2 separate regions of the Homo sapiens genome follow, and region 1 is linked to region 2. Evidence: read pairs that join two places in POLR2A ChIA-PET (ENCODE). Cell type or tissue: HepG2. All regions are shown on one strand. Links, peaks and the distances in the headings refer to the core of each region. The heading gives the core; the rest is flanking DNA.

What was found. Peaks named below come from ENCODE experiments on the same cell type or tissue, not always from the same donor. Only the 100,000 strongest peaks of a DNase experiment are listed, where the experiment ranks them.
Region 1: POLR2A ChIA-PET joins it to region 2 with 12 read pairs; 10 of 35 experiments call an interaction of 5 or more read pairs at or near these places.

The regions. Positions count from the first base shown.
Region 1 is chr2:109,616,512-109,626,087 of GRCh38, reverse strand. SOWAHC (sosondowah ankyrin repeat domain family member C) reads right to left here. Exons shown (of 1, transcript NM_023016.4): 1 at 7,098-9,576. It also overlaps a transcript of RANBP2 not described here. Among named protein-coding and RNA genes, the nearest start is that of SOWAHC, 6.9 kb to the right of the region's middle. In HepG2, for the core only: no CTCF peak of the experiment used is centred there; a DNase peak (open chromatin) is centred at 1,947; H3K4me3 peaks cover 2,987 bases.
Region 2 is chr2:109,685,239-109,696,628 of GRCh38, reverse strand. It overlaps LOC105373545 (a long non-coding RNA gene), which reads right to left and starts at 2,143. Exons shown (of 3, transcript XR_923175.2): 1 at 2,104-2,143; 2 at 1,111-1,319. It also overlaps a transcript of RANBP2 not described here. In HepG2, for the core only: no CTCF peak of the experiment used is centred there; DNase peaks (open chromatin) are centred at 2,198, 5,608 and 7,243; H3K4me3 peaks cover 689 bases.

The sequences.
Region 1 (9,576 bases), core at 1,571-9,570, 71 kb after region 2:
CTGTCATTTTAATTCTTTTTTCCCCTTATACCATATTTCTAACACAGAAAAATGTAGTAGACAAATATATACCCTAGCTTTATCACATTTAAACATCTTGCTATGTTTCATTCTAATTTTTTTCTTAAAGAAAGGGAACACCACAGATCTAGTTCAGTTTCTCCACTTCACTCCCCTTCTCCCGGAGGTAACCATGTCTTTAATTTGGTCTTTATGGTCAATACTCTGACTAAGCATGCTTGTATCCCCAAATGAAACAGAATATTATTGTTTTGTTTTTACATTTTGTATACAGTGTATCCTACTCTACATTTCAGTCTGCAATTCGCTTTTCTTTCTCTTCATGTTATGATTTTGGATGCAACCCATGCTGGCATATATGGCTCTACTTCATTTATTTGTATTTTTATTTTATTTTATTTGAGACGGAGTCTTGCTCTGTCACCAAGGCTGGAGTGCAGTGGCGTGATCTCGGCTCACTGCAACCTCCACCTCCCGAGTTCAAGCGATTCTCCTTCCTCAGACTTCCGAGTAGCTGGGACTACAGGCACGTGCCACCATGCCCAGCTAATTTTTTTTTTTTTTTTTTGTATTTTTAGTAGAGACGGGGTTTCACCATCTTAGCCAGGGTGGTCTCGATCTCCTGACCTCGCGATCCGCCTGCCTCGGCCTCCCAAAGTGCTGGGATTACAGGCATGAGCCATTGCACCTGGCCTACTTCATTTATTTTTAACTGCTTTATACATGTCATTGTATGACAGCATCACAATTTATCTGTTCTCCATATGTTGGCTATTTGGGTTGTTCCCTTTTCTGCTGCTATTACAAACAATGCTGCAACAAATACCTATGCACATATGTTTGAGATCTCCAGGCCAGTGCCTGGGAATTCCCAGGGGCTAAAATGCAGATTCCAATTTAGTAGGACTCGGAGGGGCCTGAGATTATGCGTTTCTTTTTCTTTTCTTTCTTTTCTTTTCTTTTTTTTTTTTTTTTTTTTGTTGTTGTTGTTGTTGTTGAGATGTGTCACCAGGGCTGGAGTGCAGTGGTGCCATCTCCACTCACTAAAAGCTCCACCTCCTGGGTTCAAGCAATTCTCCTGCCTCAGCTTCCCAAGTAGCTGGGATTACAGGCACCCACCACCACTCCAGGCTAATTTTTGTATTTTTAGTAGAGACGGGGTTTCGCCATGTTGGCCAGGCTGGTCTTGAACTCCTGACCTCAGGTGATCTGCCCACCTTGGCTTCCCAAAGTGCTGGGATTACAGGAGTGAGCCACCATGCCCGGCTAGATTCTGCATTTCTAAGAAGAGGATACTGCTGGTTCCAAGGCCACCACTGGTGCAGCATACGCAATGAGAAGTGAAATAGTTGAGTTGAAGAGTATGTGTGTCTTCAACTGCGTTTCCAAGTAGTTTTTCCACATTACTCACCAGGGTGGCACTAATGACTCCCTTTCTGTGTATGAGAGTTCTCTTTGCACCACATCTTTAGCAGCACTTGGTACGATCAGACCACAATCTCAGATATCTAGACTATTCATTACCTCCCTACAAGGGAAGAAAAAGAGAAGCAGACCTCAAGCAACATTCTCCAGACAACTCACAGATGGCTGTAGATGGAAACCTGAAGAACACTCTAGTAGTGAAATCATGTTTGTGAGATGGGCAAGTTCAGCTGAAAGCATGTGTCATGGTTCAGAATAATGGTCAGAGTAGTAAAAGCGGTTGATTCTTCCAGGTGAATTTCTTAAAATATAATATGCATCATGTTACCTTCCTGCTCAAAAAGCTTCCCAGAGCCTCTTTCTGAATCAATTTCTCAGGCTAGCTTTCAAAGCGCTCTGCCAGATGGCCTCTACCTGCTCCGCTCTGCTTGCCTCCTGCCACCCCTCCCTGGAGCACCACCTGAGTGAAGGTTATCTCAGAACAATTTTGTAAGATGGGCTGAACTTTGGTGTTTGTTTTTGTCTTAGCCTCAGGCCACCCTCCATGCTCCCTTGGCCTCTTTTGAAGAAGTGAGTTTGCAAAGCTCTGAGTCAACCGCAGACCCAGCTCCTTCCCAAGCTGTGCAGTGCACAGAAGGCACCTATCACGTTGTTGTAAAATTAAATGGGCACAAAGATGACATAGGGGAAGACCCCTGTGTTTTGCCAAAAACTCTCTTGAGCACCTCTTGGCTGTCCAGACCCCATCCTGGGCTCTCCTGGGTCCTCTCCCTTCTCCTTTCCTCTCCCCACCCCAAACCTACCAACCTTGTTTTTGGAGTTCTTTTAGGAGATTGATTTTGGCTTCCATGGTGGTATCCACCTTCTTGATAAAGGCATCATGGTTTTCTAGAGGTTGATTACGGACCAAAGCATTCTCTTTCCTGGACAGAATTCTCTCACAGCACCCACCTGGGTGCACACCTTAAGCCATGAGCCATTTCAAGGTCAGACATTGGGAAGAATAATCAGAGTGGGATAGCTTTTAGGCAAATTCCACCTGACCACACAGAAACTGGAGTCGCCTGCCAAAAGCCATCCATCGGGGTCACTCTGGGTTTTAGTCAGGGGAAGCTCCAGATAGGTCACCCTCTTAGAGATCCAAGAATTGTGGGGCAGAGTCCGGACCGCAGGAGGCCAGCTGGCAAGAAGAGCTGTTCATTCTGTTAACCCATAAACAGCCCCCGAGTACAAGCCTGCTCAGGATAGCTGTGTGGCTGAGATATCCCCTCTGGAGAGCAGTTGGACAGTGGGCAAGAAAACTGGTGGTGCACCAGAGAGGGACATGCAGGGGCACAGAGGAGGACACTGACAAGTGGCCGGGGGTGGGTATGGGCTCAAGGAAGAGGCCACTAGGGATTTACAGGCAGGGAAAATAGCACCCTTTGTAATAGATTCCGATAGAACAAACATAACACTCCCGCCTGTGCCAAAATGAACTATCTTTTTGTTGTTGTTGTTGTTGTTTTCTTTTTTGAGACAGAGTTTCACTCTGTTGCCCAGGCTGGAGTGCAATGGCACAATCTCAGCTCAGTGCAAGCTCTGCCTCCTGGGTTCAAGTGATTCTTCTTTCTCAGCCTCCCGAGTAGCTGGGATTACAGGCCTGTGCCACCACACCTGGCTAATTTGTGTAGTTTTAGTAGACACAGGGTTTCACCATGTTGGCCAGCTGGTCTCGAACTACTGACCTCAGGTGATCCACCTGCCTCAGCCTCCCAAATTGCTGGGATTACAGGCATGAGCCACTGTGCCCGGCCTCAAAATGAACTATCAAAATTCTTTTAGTGGGTTGCAAATTTATAAATGTATAGTACGAAAACCAGATGCCGTGTTGCTGGTTTTCTTCTACGCTGGCGTTTAATCTCATGATTATGTGGAAGTGGGCTAAGCCCTTCCGTTAATGCTTAAGTGCTTAGACAAGTGAAAGGGGACTGGACAGAGGGGAGGTGAGCCTAAACAAAGAAATATAACTACACCTCAAATATTTTAGCAGCTCCACCATTCTGAGCTGAAGAAATATTCTTTCCTGACCCAAATTAATTTGATCCTAGGTGACACTGGAAAATGCAAACCCCTAAAAATCCAGTTCTAACCCTACTGCTGTGAAGTAACAACAGAGTGTTCAAGTCATTATCTGTCTCAATCATTAATGCTTGTTTTTGGTTCTTAGTTTGCTCTCTTCTGCAATAGTATGAATTTCCTGTATCATTTGTACTTCATTAGGTGCTAGCCCCATAAACTTCAGGCCAGTTGACTGTCTCTTATGTTCCCAAAGAAGTGGTATTTCCTGTACCACTAGGGCTTCCCACAAACCTTAGAGCCAGTCTGCCTGAGCACAAAGCTGAACTGCTAAGAACTAGCTTTGTGACCTTGGGCAAGTAGCAGCTATTTGGGTTTTTGCATTTCAGTTCTCCATCAGTAGAAGTGAGGTACTAGAATCAGGGAAGGGGTATTATGAGAGTTAAACAGCTTGCTTTTTATAAAGTACTTGAAACCTCATCGGGTATATATAGTAAGCTTCCTGAAAGTCTTAGCCGTCTTAGTCTTAACCTTAGTCTTGCTGCCATGTCAGCACCTAGGTGATTCTAAACCTGGCTAAGCCAAAGGTGATTCTTTGCTCAATAGTGCTGAACTGACTACAACCAAATAATTCCCTCTTTATTTATTTATTTATTTATTTATTTATTTTTGAGATGGAGTCTCACTCTGTGGACCAGGCTGGAGTACAGTGGTGCAATCTCAGCTCACTGCAACCTCCGCCTCCCGGGTTAAAGAGATTATCCTGCCTCAGCCTCCCAAGCAGCTGGGATTACATGTGCCCACCACTATGCCTAGCTAATATTTTGTATTTTTAGTAGAGATGGGGTTTCATTATGTTGGCCAGGCTGGTCTCGAACTCCTAACCTCGTGATTCACCTGCCTTGGCCTCCCAAAGTGCTGGGATTACAGGTGTAGGCCACCGCACCTGGCCATCATTGCCTCTTAAATGCAAATTCAAAGATCCAACATCAATATCAGAAATTTCTGGACAAATCTCAAGAATGCTCAATTATGTTTCTAAACTATTATATTCAAAGTTTCTTAGAGATCCAGAAGACTATTCTAATGGAGGGCTCCCAGGTTCTTTGATCAGAATAGCATAAAGTTGGGTTAAAAAAAAAAGTGGCTCACACATGTAATCCCAGCACTTTTAGGAAGCCGAGGTGGGCAGATCACGAGGTCAGGAGATCGAGACCATCCTGGCCAACATGGTGAAACCCCGTCTCTATTAAAATACAAAAAATTATCTGGGCGTAGTGGCGCGCGACTGTAGTCCCAGCTACTCGGGAGGCTGAGGCAGGGAAATCGCTTGAACCGGAGAGGCAGAGGTTGCAGTGAGCCAAGATCACGCCACTGCACTCCAGCCTGGCAACAGAGCAAGACTCCATCTCAAAAAGAAAACAACAACAACAAACCAACAACTTATATGATTCTACTTTATACCACTGGCAAAGCACTGGTTAACTTTATCCTAAGTTAGGCTGCTTTTGGCCAAAGCTTTGGTCAGAATGAATATGGTTTAGAGCAGTGTTTCTTGAGACAGAACTGGTCACAAGTGTGCTTTAAAATGATCTATTTTAAATTTTCAGGTGCTCATGCAACCTCTGACACATTTCCAAAGGCTGAATGTTCTATCTCACAAGGCAGTCCATGGTATGTTTAAAATGATTATTAGAAAGTTCTCCATGTTAAACTAAACTTCATTTCCCTATTCATTTGCTCTTTGGGATTTCACAGAATAAGTAGTCATTTGTATACCTGACAGTACTTAGACTATTTAAGGCCAATTAGAATAATTTCTCCTACAGGTCTTGGACTTGAGTCAGCTTGTAAGGAAACTTTCTTTCTTTCTATTTTTTTTTTGAGACAGAGTCGCTGTGATGCCCAGGCTGGAGTGCAGTGGCACAATCTCAGCTCACTGCAACCTCCGCCTCCCGGGTTCAAGTGATTCTCCTGCCTTAGCCTCCCAAGTAGCTGGGATTACAGGCATGCACCACCATGCTCAGCTAATTTGTGTATTTTTTGTAGAGACTGGGTTTCACCATGTTGGCCAGGCTGGTCTTGAACTCCTGACCTCAGGCGATGCTCCTGCCTCGGCCTCCCAAAGTGCTGGGATTACATGCGTGAGCCACCACGCCCAGCAAAATTTTCTTATAATCAAATTTACTCTTGAAAATCTCTTAAATCGCTCACGAAGTACAGTTCTAATAAAGCTGATTTTATCTTCAGGATTGGAATAACTTGCTGTTCTTTTGGCTGAGCTGCAGATGAACTGATAGGCTGGTATTTAAGAGCCATGTTATATAAAAAAACTATTCACATAGCATGAATGCATGTAATTGAATTATCCATATTATGTAACATTATAAAATATTTAATGTTTTCCATTAAAAGACCCTTACTGAGTACCTTCAACATGCCAGGCACTGTGCAAGGGTAGAACATTTGTCACACATTCCTTACCAATGCATCGATGTGGAAAAATAGGCTATTAGTTAACAGAATAGGAAAGCTACTTACTGAGATGAAACTGACATTTAAAGAGAAGATTGAGAAAAAAAGTATAGTGTTCTTCATGGAAAAAGCAGGTAGTTATGTGAACCACATGACTTCTGTATCTTGAGAAACAAGTTTCTGTAGAGTCATCTTCCAACCCTCTAATATTCAGTGATTTATGAAGACTTGGGTGATCATTGAAGGAATACTGGTTTACAGCAAATTCCAAGTATTTAATCCTGGAATTAATCATGTAAGAAACTCCAAATAATGCTATTTACTTAGCAAAATAAAAATAATTTTTACTAGGAAAATTTCAAAAATATCTTTAAGTGAACTGGTTAATAAATCCTTTTAAGACATGTACTTCTAAGGAAAGAAGTTATTCTAGAAAAACAAACTACTTATCTAGTCTTTCAGTGATCCTGAAAAATATTTTATGGGTTATCATAAAACAAGAATAACCCCAGCAGCCATCACAGTGGGATCTCCCGGATAGAGCAATAGTGGGCGATTACACCAAAGGAGTACCACATCCCTTTGCCATTCAACAGAGTTGAATTTTGCTAAAAATACAGATCACAGGAAGCCTTGATGAGGTAATTAACTCTCAATGCTTCACAGAGGCTGAAAAATGAAAAACGGTATTCCTACACCTGTCTTGAAGTCAGCCCTGGGTAGGGCAGGTTTATGGCAGATGGTGTGTGCAAAACCCATACAGCTTTTTTTTAGGTAGTGGTGGAGGTATTACCTTCTCTCCAAGTTGATTCCTCCATCACTGGTGCCAAACTACAGCAGTTTTGCTAAAAATGTGGCAATTCAATGTGCAGAAAAGATAACGTTGTGGGAAAGCCCTGACTCTTATAATCTTACTAACAGCTTTTTACTGTGTGACCCTGAACAACCATTAACCTCTATTTTCTTATCTGTAAGTCAACAATATATGGCCCATAATCTTAAGGGATAGGAAAAGGGTCAAATAAACTGAAACTTCAAAAAGCATTTTGTGAACTGTAAAACACAGTATATGTAAAAAGTCTAAAGGACGACAGAAACTTAGACAATTCAGAGAAAAATTCTACTGTGAACATTTTATTTTCACAAAACAAACTTTACAGATTTTACAATCTCCCAAATTTCACTTATTTAAAAATAGGAGAGACAAGGCAACCTAGACTCCAAGATTGCAGGCGTGAAAAAACTAGTACCAGATATTCAAGTTATATATGCAAACTGCATTTTATATACCATGAAAGTGAAATGTGACAAACACTCACTAGTTTCAAGTGTACCTTATAAGAAACACATGGACATACTTGGGTTTTTTAACCACATAGTCTCATATCAATAAACATCTAAGTATCTGACATGTATTTTTCCATTAAAGGTAGGCACAACTCTATGAATATCAAATTATATCAATCATTTGCTTTTTATAATCTTGACTGGAAACTGAAAAATAAGAGGAATGTAAAGTTAAGTAGCCGAAAATGCTACTTACTGCACAAAAGCACATCATGAAAAGGAATGCTAGAAGTAGTTCTCCTCAGGAATGGGTTTTTGAAAATTTAAAATATTATTTTATCAGAAAAGTTAAAGCCTTCAGTGGGAAAACCATGGTAAATGACATATTGACTCAATCTCTAAAGCCCTGGCAAATTATAGATTTTGTGCAATTAGTGACCAACATATACATTTAAGAGATAATACTGACTGTTGACCAGAACCTTCTGATGGTTCTGAAGCATCTGCTCTTTAGAGTTACTTCAGCTTTACATGTCTATGAAATTTAAGATTCCTCAATGGGATGTTATAGCTTATTCTGCACTAGATACAAGTAATATGTATAGATTTAGAACAAATGACTACTTTTCACCTTCCAGGAGCCTGTTTTTATTTATACAAAATTAGATTGGTTTTTCACCCACATGTATGCATAAGTGCTTCTCAAATTTACACCGTTCATATCTGAAATCCCACAATAAATGCAAATAAATGGATACTAGTTTATATATTTCATATTTTCATTCATCTTTTTTTTTTTTTTTTTTGAGACAGAGTCTCCGTTGCCCAGGCTGGAGTGCAGTGTCGTGATCTTGGCTCAACTGCAACCTCCACCTCTCAGGTTTAAGTGATTCTCATGCCTCAGCCTCCTAAGTAGCTGGGACTACAGGCACGCACCACCACGCTCGGCTAATTTTTGTATTTTTAGTAGAGACAGGTTTTCACCATGTTGGCCAGGCTGGTTTCAAACTCCTGGCCTCAAGTGATCCACCTGCCTCGGCCTCCCAAAGTGCTGGGATTACAGGCATGAGCCACCATGCCTGGCCTTTCATCCATCTTTAAACAAATTCAATGACCATCTAGAGACAGATGTGACCAAAGTGTTACAAATTTCTATGCATTTTCTATGAATTGCTCTGTGCAGTTCACACATGGGTTCATTCACCCCGCAGGCTGTGAACTTCCTTATCCTGTAGGCTGCAGGTACTTAGGTTTCAGCAACTACGCGACCCAAAAGACTAAAGGAGGACTTGTTTAAATTAGTCCCTCTCAAAAATTGTTTCCAATCTTATAACAAACAGATTTAATATGCTTGTGGGTTAAATTTTAAAGTAGTTATGAAGCCATTTACTCTAATATAAATGAATGAAATGTAATTAAGAACCATACTTAAACGAGTACTTAATTTTAATGAATGGTATTTTTCATTTATATACAAAGGAATAGCCAGCAGCATTTAAATATAGAAATAGTCCCATCTCTTCTCTATTCCCTTTTATAAAGTGCCATTTTAATTGGGTAGATTTACTACCCAGATTTTCAGTAACTACAGGATAGGTATCTAATTGTCAAGAAAAGCTTGGAAAATTAAGTTTAGCATTTTAAACATTTGTAAAACATTGCTACAAGTCATAGAGACTACCAATGTATTAAAATAAAAAGTGTACCTTACATAAGAATCATTAAGTTGGTTTAATAATTACTTCACAGAAACATGGGCTCATGAATACTTAGGCCAATTTGTGCTAATTATTTAAACCAGAAACAGTTTCTGTAGGTAATTCAGCTCTAAGCACCATTAAATAGGGTTATGCCAAATAGAACAATGGTTAAATAATCCTCAGAATAAACACCCCAGCAAATTCAAACTTTTAGAATAGTAACAAAAGTTAGTGAGAATCCGAAAGAGAGGCAACATTTTATTGAAAACTATCATAGGCTGCTAAGTGTTCTCTTTAAATAAAATTTTGTGTAGTTATTAATGTACCTTAACACTGGTGTACCTTAATAGTGGTGTTAGAGATAGGTGGAAACCATACTACAGAAGTGAATGTTGCCTGTTTCTTTTGTTCAGTGATTAAAACTGAAATTGCTTTTAAAAAAATAATTTAACTGCTACTTACAATACACATAAAATACCAAGAAGATTCCCATTTTATTCACATTATTCTCTAATTAGTATTTTTGCATTTCAACTTTGATCTGACCTTCAGTAGTACCTTAAAATGCAAATGCAATTAGTAAAAACGGGGCAGCCTGTCGTTTTCACAC
Region 2 (11,390 bases), core at 1,490-9,489:
CTAAAATAGCCAAACCAAGTTTGAAAAAGAACAATGGTTGGAGGAATTATACTAACCAATTTTAAGACCAAGAAGCTAAGGTTGTCAAGACTTTAGGAATGGCATTAGAGTAGGCATGTAAATCAACGGAACAGAACAGATTCCAGAAATGAACCCACATATTTCATCTCTGACAATTATGCCAAGGTGACACAATAGGCAAAATATAGTCTTTTCAACAAATGGTGATGAAATAATCAGATATCCATAAGGAATCTTATTTCACATATATACAAAAAGTAATTTGAAATAGATCATAGACCTAAATATCAGATATAAAACTATATAATTTCTGAAGAAAATCTGGGAGAAAGTCTTTATTATCTTGGTTGGGCATGGTGGCTCATGCCTGTAATCCCAGGACAGTGGGAGGCTGAGGCAGGCAGATCACGAGGTCAGGAGTTTGAGACCAGCCAGGCCAACATGGTGAAACCCCATCTCTACTAACAATACAAAAAATTAGCCAGGCATGGTGGCAGGTGCCTGTAATCGCAGCTACTTGGGAGGCTGAGGCAGGAGAATCACTTGAACCCGGGAGGTGGAGGTTGCAGTGAGCTGAGACCAGGCCACTGCACTGTGGCCTGGGCAATAGAGTGAGACTCTATCTCAAAAAAAAAGAAAAAGTGAGAGAGGAGGAGGGGAAGAGAGGGAAGAGAAAAGAAAAGGAGCTGAAGGAGAAGGAAGAGAAGTTCCCCCCAAATCCTGTCCTCCCTAACTAAAGTGCTGAGAAAACTGTGGCCTAACAACAAAAAAAACCTTTTTGGCAAATTCTACCACACTCCAGCTAAAAGTTAATGGAAAAACTGCCCCCAGCAGTTTTAGCAAAACTGAGTAAGAAGCTGGTCTTTCCCCCTATACCTCTGTCCCATGGAAGCAGGTGCCAGTGCTCCAATTTCTCCGTGTAGTGGTGTCAGCAAAGCTGAGCAAAGATTTGATAGCTGAAGCAAAAATCATTAATTTCTATCTATCTCCTATCTGATAGAAGCAGGTGATACCCCGATTTTCCCACCAAGGTAGTATCAGTGGGGTCCAGCATCAATCAAGCTGAACCACCAGCCCCACCGGTAGCACCTGCTGGTTCCATGTTTGCTGAGATGGTGTTGACAGGACCCATGGGAAGCAGAATTCACAATCATAAGCTTTCATGCTGCATCTCAGCAGGGACTACTGGGTAAACACAAGGAGATTGCAGAGGATCCAGAGTCTCAAAATTAGTATCCAAAATATCCAGGGTAGAGTTGAAAATTATTCATCAAACCAAGAAGCAGGAAAATCACAACCTGAATGAGAAAAGTCAATAGACATTAACACCAAGATGAATCTCATGTTGGAATTATCTGGAAGGGTTTTAAAGCAGCCAATATAGAAATGTTTCAACAAGCAATTAAGAATTCCCTTAAGCAAAAAGAAAAAAAAATTCTTTGCAAAGAAAGAGAGGTTATAAAAAGGATTCAAATGGAAATGATGGAACAAGAAAATAGAAGAAATGAAATTTTAAAACTCTCTGAGTGGGCTCAATAGTATAATGGAAATGAGAGGAGATAGAATCAGAGATCCTGAGAACAAATCAGTAGAATTTACCCCATCTGAGCAATGGAGAAAACAGACTGGGAAAGAGGTGGAACAGGAACCCATATGACAATAACAAAAGAGCTAATATTTCTACTGGGGAGTCATAGAAGGAAACCGAGAGTGGGACTGAAAAGTCTTTGAAGAAATAATGGCCAAAAACTTCCCAAATCTGGAGATACACACACACACACACACACACACACACACACACACACATCCCTATGGATATATACATACAGATTGAGTATCCCTAATTAGAAAATCCCAAATCCAAAATGCTCCAAAATCCAAAACTTTTTGAATGCCAACATGATGCTGAAAGGAAATGCTCATTGGAGCTCTTCACATTTCGGATTTTCAGATTAGGAAAATCTGAAAATTTCCTCAGTTACTTCTTTATAGCAATGTGAGAACAGCCTATTATACCTTATTTGAAAAGCCTGGGACCACAAGTGTTGTTTTGGGATTTTGGAATATTTGCATTATGCTTACCAGTTCAGGCAGGAGAATCGCTTGAACCTGGGAGGTAGAGGTTGCAGTGAGCCGAGATTGTGCCACTGCATTCCAGCCTGATGACAGAGTGAGATTCCATCTCAAAAAAAAAAAAAAAAGAGGTTTAGTTGGCTCACAGCTCTGCAGGCTGTAGAGGAACCATAGCAGGCTTCTGATTTTGGGGAGGGCTCAGGAAGCTTCCAGTCATGGCAGAAGGCAAAGAAGAAGCTTACCTGTCACACTGCCAGAGCAGGAGCAAAGAGAGTGAAGGGGGAGGTGCCACACACTTTTAAACAAGCATAGTGAGAACTCACTATCCTGAGGAAATTACCAAGGGGATAGTGCCAAGCCATTCATGAGAAATCCACCCCCATGATCCAATCTCCTCCCACCAGGCCCCACCTCCAACATTGGGGATTACAATTCAACATGAGATTTGGTGGGGACACAGACCCAAACCACATTATAAGAGATACTCAATGTTTGTAGACACACACATGCACACACACAGGCATACCTCATTTCGTTTTGCTTTGCTTTACTGCACTTTGCAGCTATTACATTTTTTACAAATTAAAGGTTTGTGACAACCCTGCTGTGGACCCTGAATATCTGAGACAGGTCTCAGTTATTTTGCCAAGGTTGAAGATGGGCACCCATGACACAGCCTCAGGAGGTCTTAAAGACATGTGCCCAAGGTGGTCAGAACACAGTTTGGTTTTATAAATTTTAGGGAGACATGAGACATCAATCAACATATTTAATATGAACATTGGTATATTACTCTGCTTTCGTGCTGCCGATAAAGACATACCTGACATGGGTAATTTATAAACCAAAAGAGGTTTAATGAACTCACATTTCCACATGGCTGAAGAGGCCTCACAATCATGGCAGAAGGTGAAAGTCACGTCTTACGTGGTGGCAGGCAAGAGAGAGAAATAAGAGTCAAGTGAAAGGGGAAACCCCTTATAAAATCATCAGATGTTGTGAGACTTACTCACTACCACGAGAACAGTATGGGGGAAACCACCCCATGATTCAATTATCTGCCACCAGGAGTTGTGGGCCGGGTGTGGTGGCTCACACCTGTAATACCAGCACTTTGGGAGGCCGAAGCGGGTGGATCACTTGAGGCCAGCCTGGCCACACAGTGAAACCCCGTCTCTACTAAAAATAGAAAAAAACAGCTGGGCATGGTGGCACACACTTGCAATCCCAGCTTACTCGGGAGGGTGAGGCATAAGAATCACTTGAACCCAGGAGGTTGCAGTGAACTGAGATCGTGCCACTGCACTCCAGCCTGGGCGATAGAGTGAGATTCCCTCTCAAAAAATAAAAAAATAAAAATAAGGGGTTGTGGAGACCAAGATTTTATCAAGCAGATAAAGCCTTCAGGTAGCAGGCTTCAGAGAGAATAGACTGCAAATGTTTCTTATCAGACTTAAAGAGTCTGCTCTAGCAGTCTTAAGGTCTCTGTGTTGATGTTAATGCTGGTAAGCTGTGCCTGAATTCCAAAAGGGCAGACGGTATAATGAGATATGTCTGACACCGTGGCGGGTGCCTGTAATCCCAGCTACTCAGGAGGCTGAGGCACGAGAATCGCTTGAACCCGGGAGGTGGAGGTTGCAGAGAGCCGAGATCGCACCATTGCACTCCAGCCTGGGGGACAAGAGCAAGACTTCATCTCAAAAAAAAAAAAAAAGAAAGAAAGAAAAAAGAAATACAAGTTGAATGAGTGACGGTTAAAAGATGAGGAACGAGGCGCATGTGGGCCCTTCCCTCTGCAATTTCAGAGGTGAATTTATGCAGGCAGCCACTTAGCTGCTTCTTGGGAAACCAAATGATTGACTTAGGGAAAGGAGAAATGGCACCGGGCCGCAGTGGGGAAGTGGGCCTCCCTCCCACAGGCTTCCTCGCTTTCTCCCACACGGCCTCGGCCTCCAGCTGAGCCAAAACCAAACAAAAACCCAAGGACCTTCTTAACAAGGAGAGAAGCAGACGGCCTCTCAGCTTGGATTTTGTTTCTCTCAGTTCTGCTCTCACATTTGATTTTTATTGAGATATAATTTGCATACTATAAAAACCACCCCCTAAGGTAAACAACTCAGTGGTTTAGAGTCTGTTCTCAGAGTTGTGCATCTGCCACCACCGTAACCACTTTAGAACACTTTATTACCCCAAGGAGATGTGCCACCCCTCTGCTGTAACCCCAGCGCCCTCCCCACCGCCCCCAGCCTGAGGCAGCCCCCTCTCTGCCTTCTGTTTTATGTGTTTGCCTATCAGAGACAGTTCCCCTAAATAGAATCACGTACCATGTGGCCTTTCGTGTCTGGCTTTTTTCTGCTGCCACATTTTATCCACTCCTGATTCAGAACACAAAAACCTAAAATGTGCAAGGGATGGATTTGGGTTTGATAGGCAGAAATTGAAAACTGATCATGGGCCGGGCATGGTGGCTCACGCCTGTAATCCCAGCACTTTAGGAGGCCGAGGCGGGTGGATCATGAGGTCGGGAGTTCAAGACCAGCCTGGCCAAGATGGTGAAACCTCGTCTCTACTAAAAAATACAAAAATTAGCTGGGCACGGTGGCGGGCGCCTGTAATCCCAGCTACTCGGGAGGCTGAGGCAGGAGAATTGCTTGAACCTGGGAGGTGGAGTTTGCAATGAGCCGAGATCGTGCCACTGCGCTCTAGCCTGGGTGACAGAGCAAGACTCTGCCTCAAAAAAAAAACCAAAAAAACTGATCATGAACTTTCCAGGGGGCCTAAAGTTGGAGGTGGAAACAGGGCTGCATGTGTCCAGGGCCCCCACAGAGGCTCTGTTTTACTCTATAGATTTGTGTTCTGGTTGCTTGTCCCTCCCTATCCCCTCCTTACCCCTTCTGGGGGCAGAAGGAACCAGAGCTTGCAACCCAGGAGATCACCTGAGGTACCCCCAAGTCCCCTTTTTGGAGGCTGGCAGAACTCTCGGAAATTCATTCTAGACCTAGCCTGGCCCCTGAAGCTAAGCTGCCCTAGCCAAGTGCAGGGTAGTCCTGGGAGTTCCTGCTTGGATCCAGCTCAGAACAGAGCCCTAGAAACAGGCCTGAGTGAGCTCAGAGACCAGCCCCACCAGGCCCCGGTCCAACCCAGCCTTATGCCTGGCAGCACTGATTGATCACCGACCTGTGGCTCTGGGTTGCTCTGTCCGCATGTCCCCACGTTTAGACCGAGACCACTATTGCTAATGTGGTATCCACTAAAAACCTGTCATCTAAGAGAAATTTCTCTCCCAATAGTCCACAGCTGATGGGGCCTGGTTGCGTTACTTGAACATCAGTGCACTTTTCCATTTTTCTTTAAACACACTTGCTAGGCTTCTGGCAAGGGCTATTGTAAACACTTCCCATCATTCCTACGTATTTTTAGCCTCAAGTTCTGCAGTGCCAGGAGAGATCCAAGGTCTTTGCTCTGTCATTTGTAAAGAACCTGCCTTGCAGCAGGACAGAGCTGATTGCTCTGGTGTTTATGGTTGAACATTGTCAAACCTGCAGAACTGGCTGTCCCTGATCTAGGAGGTGCCCCATCAATGACATGAGAAACACAAAACAAAGCCAGGACTAGGCTGAGAAGAGATAATCACAAGGTCAATGTCCAGAACTCCCTAGTTACTGAGTGTACATGAAGGAAGAAGGTGGGGCAAAGGGAAAAAACAAAGTCAGGAAGGGGTAGGCCTAGGCTTAGCAGAATTCTACCCCCCAACACACCCCACCCCCAGCCCTGCCCCGCATTCCCCTTCCATACCCAAGGTGTTTCTCAGGAGCTTACTGATGGTGAACGTCTGGAAGGCCGGCCTGGCTCGTCCCTCACTGGCTGTGCTGCCTTAAACAACTTGCTCATTCTCAAGGGACTCTGGGATTCCTCTGCCCCTGGGTGGCTTCCTTTGTCACACGTGCCAGGAGCATGCTAAGAACGTAATTAATAAGGCTACTGTGAAAGGAAAATAAATCTTGAGGCCCCTAAATCACTAAGCTAAATGGGAAAGTCAAGCTAGGAACTGCTTAGGGCAAACCTGCCTTCCATTCTATTCAAAGTCATCCCTCTGCTCACTGAGATAAAGGCATATCTGATTGCCTTCTTTGGAAAGGCTAATCAGAAACTCAAAAGAATGCAACCATTTGTCTCTCATCTACCTATGACCTGGAAGTGCTCCCACAACTTTGAGTTGTCCCGCCTTTGCTTCGAGTTGTCCCGCTTTTCCAGACCGAACCAACGTTCATCTTACATATGTTAATTGATGTCTCCCGTCTCCCTAAAATGTATAAAACCAAGCTGTGCTCTGACCACCTTGGGCACATAGCAGGACCTCGTGAGGCTGTGTCACTGGCATGCATCCTTAACTTTGGCAAAATAAACTTCCTAAATTGGCTGAGACCTGTCTCAGATACATTCAGGGTTCACAGTACCATGGTGGGTAGCTGTTTCCCTCACTGGACCAATAACTCCTAGAGAACAAGCACCAAAGAGCTTTGATCTTTGTGCCGTACGTGCATACCCCCAATAGGTACATAATCCAGCTCAGGAAATTTCATAAATGCTGGTTAAATCGAATACAATTTAGGTAAGGAGAGAGAGTGAACACAGATACTAATTTTTGGAGTTCAGTTATCACTTTTTTTTGGAAAAACATTTTGTTGTTCAGAGACACTTGGCAATGGAATAACTCTTAACAAAAGAGCAGTATTTATGAGTTAAGTGTAGATAATCCAACCCATATGGATGAAATTTCCCTTTAAGTGCTTGACTATGCTTTTAGAAATTGAGCAGAGATGAGGGGGGAAGGAAGGAAGAGAGCGTTTGGCAGAAGGAATTTTAGAGTTTGCTGAACCAGAATGTAGCGGGAAAAAAATCTCAGTTGAAGGCCTGGCTGGATTTTGTCATTGCTAATGAGAAGCAGGTACTGAAAATATGCTACAGCTCCTTGCAAATCTTACCAGGAATTGTTGCCTGCTGACCTCTCTGCTCTTCTATGCCTGCTGACCCCAGATGCTAGCATAGGATAAAGCTGCCCAGTTTAAATGTACATTCAACCCTGTTATTTGTCCTCAATGGATTTGAAAAAAGGTGTTAGAATTCAGGCTGCAAAGGTCCATCTAGGAGGCCTATGGAATGTCACATGTCCCCCAACCTATGTGCACCTATTTGGCAAGCTCTCTCTGCTGCCCAGGCATGCTGTTGTGGGTCTTTCCAAAAGCCTGTCTGCAGCTCCCAGGGCTGTTCCTAACTGCCTACCAGATTTTCAGGCAGAGGTAACAGGTTCCTAGAAAATGTCATCCAGGCCGGGCACGGTGGCTCACGCCTGTAATCTCAGCACTTTGGGAGGCCGAGGTGGGTGGATCACCTGAGGTCAGGAGTTCAAGATCAGCCTGGCCAATATGGTGAAATCCCGCCTCTACTAAAAGTACAACAATTAGCTGGGCGTGGTCTTGGGTGCCTGTAATCCCACCTACTCGGGAGGCTGAGGCAGGAGAGTCGCTTAAACCCAGAAGGCAGAGGTTGCAGTGAGCCGAGATCATGCCATTGCACTCCGCCTGGGTGACGAGTGAAACTCCGTCTTAAAAAAGGAAGGAAGGAAGAAAGGAAGGAAGGAAGGAAGGAAGGAAGGAAAATAAATGTAGGCCAGGAAAGGAAGCTATAGACAGCATTGAGGAAGAGGAAACAATTTTACATTGATTCTTTTTTTTTTTTTTTTTTTTTTTTTTATTGAGACAGAGTCTCGCTCCGTCACCCAGGCTGGAGTGCAGTGGCACAATCTCGGCTCACTGCAACCTCCGCCTGCCGGGTTCAGTAGACTCTCCTGCCTCAGCCTCCTGAGTAGCTGGGACTACAGGCGTGCGCCACTACGCCCAGCTAATTTTTGTATTTTTAGTAGAGACAAGGTTTCACCACGTTGGTTGGCCAGGATGGTCTTGATCTCTTGACCTCGTGATCCACCCACCTCGGCCTCCCAAAGTGCTGGGATTACAGGCGTGAGCTGCCATGTCCTGCAATTTTACATTGATTCTAAAGGAAAAGTAGGGGCTCCAACAGAGTCTCTTTTCAGCTCACAGGAGGCTGCCCATGTCAGGGGACTGCAGGGGTCGCGCTCCTGAGAGTGTGCCCAGGAAGGACAAGTGTTCACTGGAGAGCCTTCACAGAGCCAAAGCCATCAGAGGATGTCCTCTGAGGAACGAGGCCCAGTCTATACAGCAGCTTGTCCCAGGGAGGGGTTGCCAAGGCCTGGACCCCAAGATCTCATCCACAGGGCACCATAGGCCTCAGGAGGGCCTTTCCTGCTGTTGCCCCGAGAAATAGGCAACTCTGTGACTCCTCGGGACTGAAAACCAAACAGAACGTACACTCCAACAAGACAGGTCACAGCCACACATGCGGAGCAGTTTCCCAGCCAGGCATTGCTGGTCCCAAGACCCTGGGGTGTCATTTTCCTTCTGTCTTACCACCCTCTCCCACCCAGGCTCTCCTTTCCTATCACTATTTTTCTGTTTTCTGGTTTGTTCATGTCATCATTAAAATCTCCTGACCCAGCCTGGGCAACATGGCGAAAAGCCCATCTCTGTTAAAAATACAGAAAAATTAACTGGACATGGTGGTGCACGTGTGTAGTCCCAGCTACTCAGGAGCCTGAGGTGGAAGGATCACCTGAGTCCGGGAGGTCTGAGGCTGCAGTGAGCCATGATCGCACCACTGCACTCCATCCTCAGCAACAGAGTCAGACCCTGTTTCAAAAAAAAAAAAAAAAAAATCCCCTGACCTGAGGAACTTTGGAAGGCAGTTCTGTGGCTGGATCCCATCAGGCCAGGACCATAAGAATGGTACAGAGTCGCTACAGAGCAGGTGTGGATTTTCTCCTCACAGGGGCAGGTGTACACTCAGGTTGAAGACAGTAAATGTACTGTGGTCGAGGAGAGCCAGGTTTCCCACAGCTGGAGAAATAAGTTACAAATGAGGCTAGGTTGAACTTGTGGTGCGAGATTGGCCTCACAGGTGTGGATATGAATTCATTCTAGAGCCCATTCTAGAGCCCATTCTCCAAGAAGAGAAACCAGGGCTCCTCAGAGAGGAGCTGGTTCTAGGGATGGGGCAGGGAAAATACAAGATGGGCCTGAACATCTTATGGAGCCAAAATATAAGAAGTGCTCAAAAATCAAATGGGGACTATCAAAAGGATACAGGGCTCAGCATGCAGGAGCTCATGACGTTGTTAATTATAACCCCCAAATAAAAGTCTTTGTTGATACAAATAAATAACTGAATGAGCCACTTAATTGAGTGCATTGAGCCCTACAAGTGGCGGGCAAGGCACACAGACCCAGATGTCTCTGCTCATGGCAGCTACACAAAGAAAATCCTCGTGAGTGAAAAAAAAATCAGATGTTCTCTATGCGGGGGAAGAGGCTGTATTTAAAGGACAAATATCTTTTATAAAACATTTATGGGACTATGAGCATTATTTTATTTACATAGGCATATTTAGGATGTAAGCTCTTTCCTGTTCAAACCAGCAACTTTAGGATTAGGAATGAAAACAACTTTATGTACATTTATCACATCTACAATGGTTTAAATGAAAGTACTGAAACTGACCAGGCACAGTGGCTCATGCCTGTAATTCCAGCACTTTGGGAGGCAGATCGCTTGTGCTCAGGATTTCCAGACCAGCCTGGGCAACATGGTGAAACCCCATCTCTACAAAAAATACAGTAAGTTATCTGGGCATGGTGGCACACACATCTGGTCCCAGCTACTCAGGAGGCTGAGACAGGAAGATTGCTTGAGCCCAGAAGGTGGAGGTTACTGTGAGCTGAGATCATGTCACTGCAGTCCGACCTGGATAATAGAATGAGACTCTGTCTTAAAAAAAAATAGTAAGAAGCCGGACGCTGTGGCTTACGCCTGTAATCCCAGCACGTTGGGAGGCCGAGGCGGGCAAATCACGAGGTCAGGAGTTCAAGATCAGACTGACCAACATGGTGAAACCCCGTCTATACTAAAAATACAAAAATTAGCCTGGCATGGTGGCGGGCGCCTGTAATCCCAGCTACTCGAAAGGCTGAGGCAGGAGAATGGCGTGAACCCGGGAGGCAGAGGTTGCAGTGAGCCGAGATTGTGCCACTGCACTCCAGCCTGGGCGGCAGAGTAAGGCTCCGTCTCAAAGAAAAAAAAAGTACTAAAACCAATTGACTTAAACATGATTTGAGCTTGATGCTCCAGTTTAACCTAAGAAGTGTCCAGCCTCCCGTAGAACTTCCAGTGGCCACGGGCTCAGGGCTTAACTTGCTTCAACACAAACCCAGGGCCCTCCCCACCTTTCTCCCAGCTCCCCACAGCACTGCCAGTGCTCCCCAAGATACCAATGTGATTGAGCAAAATGGCGAAACCACCTAAAAACTAAAAATAAAAAGGTATTGAGATATGAAAACCAGAGTCTGGGAGACAAGGAAATTCTAAAATTTATGAAATTAACTACAAGCCCCTCTAAAAATAACTGTTCTGTGAAATTTTCCAGGCATTTTTAAACACCCATATATCTTCCCTCGTGGTTTAGATTTTGTTTTTTGGGGGGGTTTTACCCAAAACTCTCTCTCCTCCTTTTGTTCCATGCTCTTCCCAACTCTCCAGCAGCTGATGACTCCAGAAACCATTCGTCCTCACTCTGTCCTTGTCCCTCCCTTGCCCTCTGAATCTGAACCATTTCCTCCTTTGTTTTGTGACCTTCATATAACCCTTCCCACAAACTGACAGCCATTTAAAATAAACCAGAACCAGAACCACAGCAAACCAGCAACCCCAATCCACATGCCCTCTGTGAACCTCACTGACTTGAACATTGCTGTTGATCTCATGGGGCTGCTCTGCCCAGCAGGGGAGGTCCACCAGGCCGTGCAGGGGGCAAGGGCTGCTCCTATCACAGCCTTCCACATGCTTGCAGCACCCAGCAGAATGCTGTGCACAGGATGAGTGTTCAGAAAACAGCTTTTGCGTCAAGATCAAAACACACGCTAGGTTTCTGAGGGTGTGAGAAGCATGACACTTCATATGTTGCTTGTGAGTATGTAAACTGGTACAACCTCTACAAAGGCAATTTGACAATATTGGCCAAAATTTGAAATATACATACGTACCCTTAGATTCAGGGATTCTATTCTTCAGTAATTATCCTAGATATACTGGTGTAAGTGCGAACCTATGTACTCATGAGCGTATTCATTGTGACATTGTTTGTTCCACATGTTCATCAATGGTGG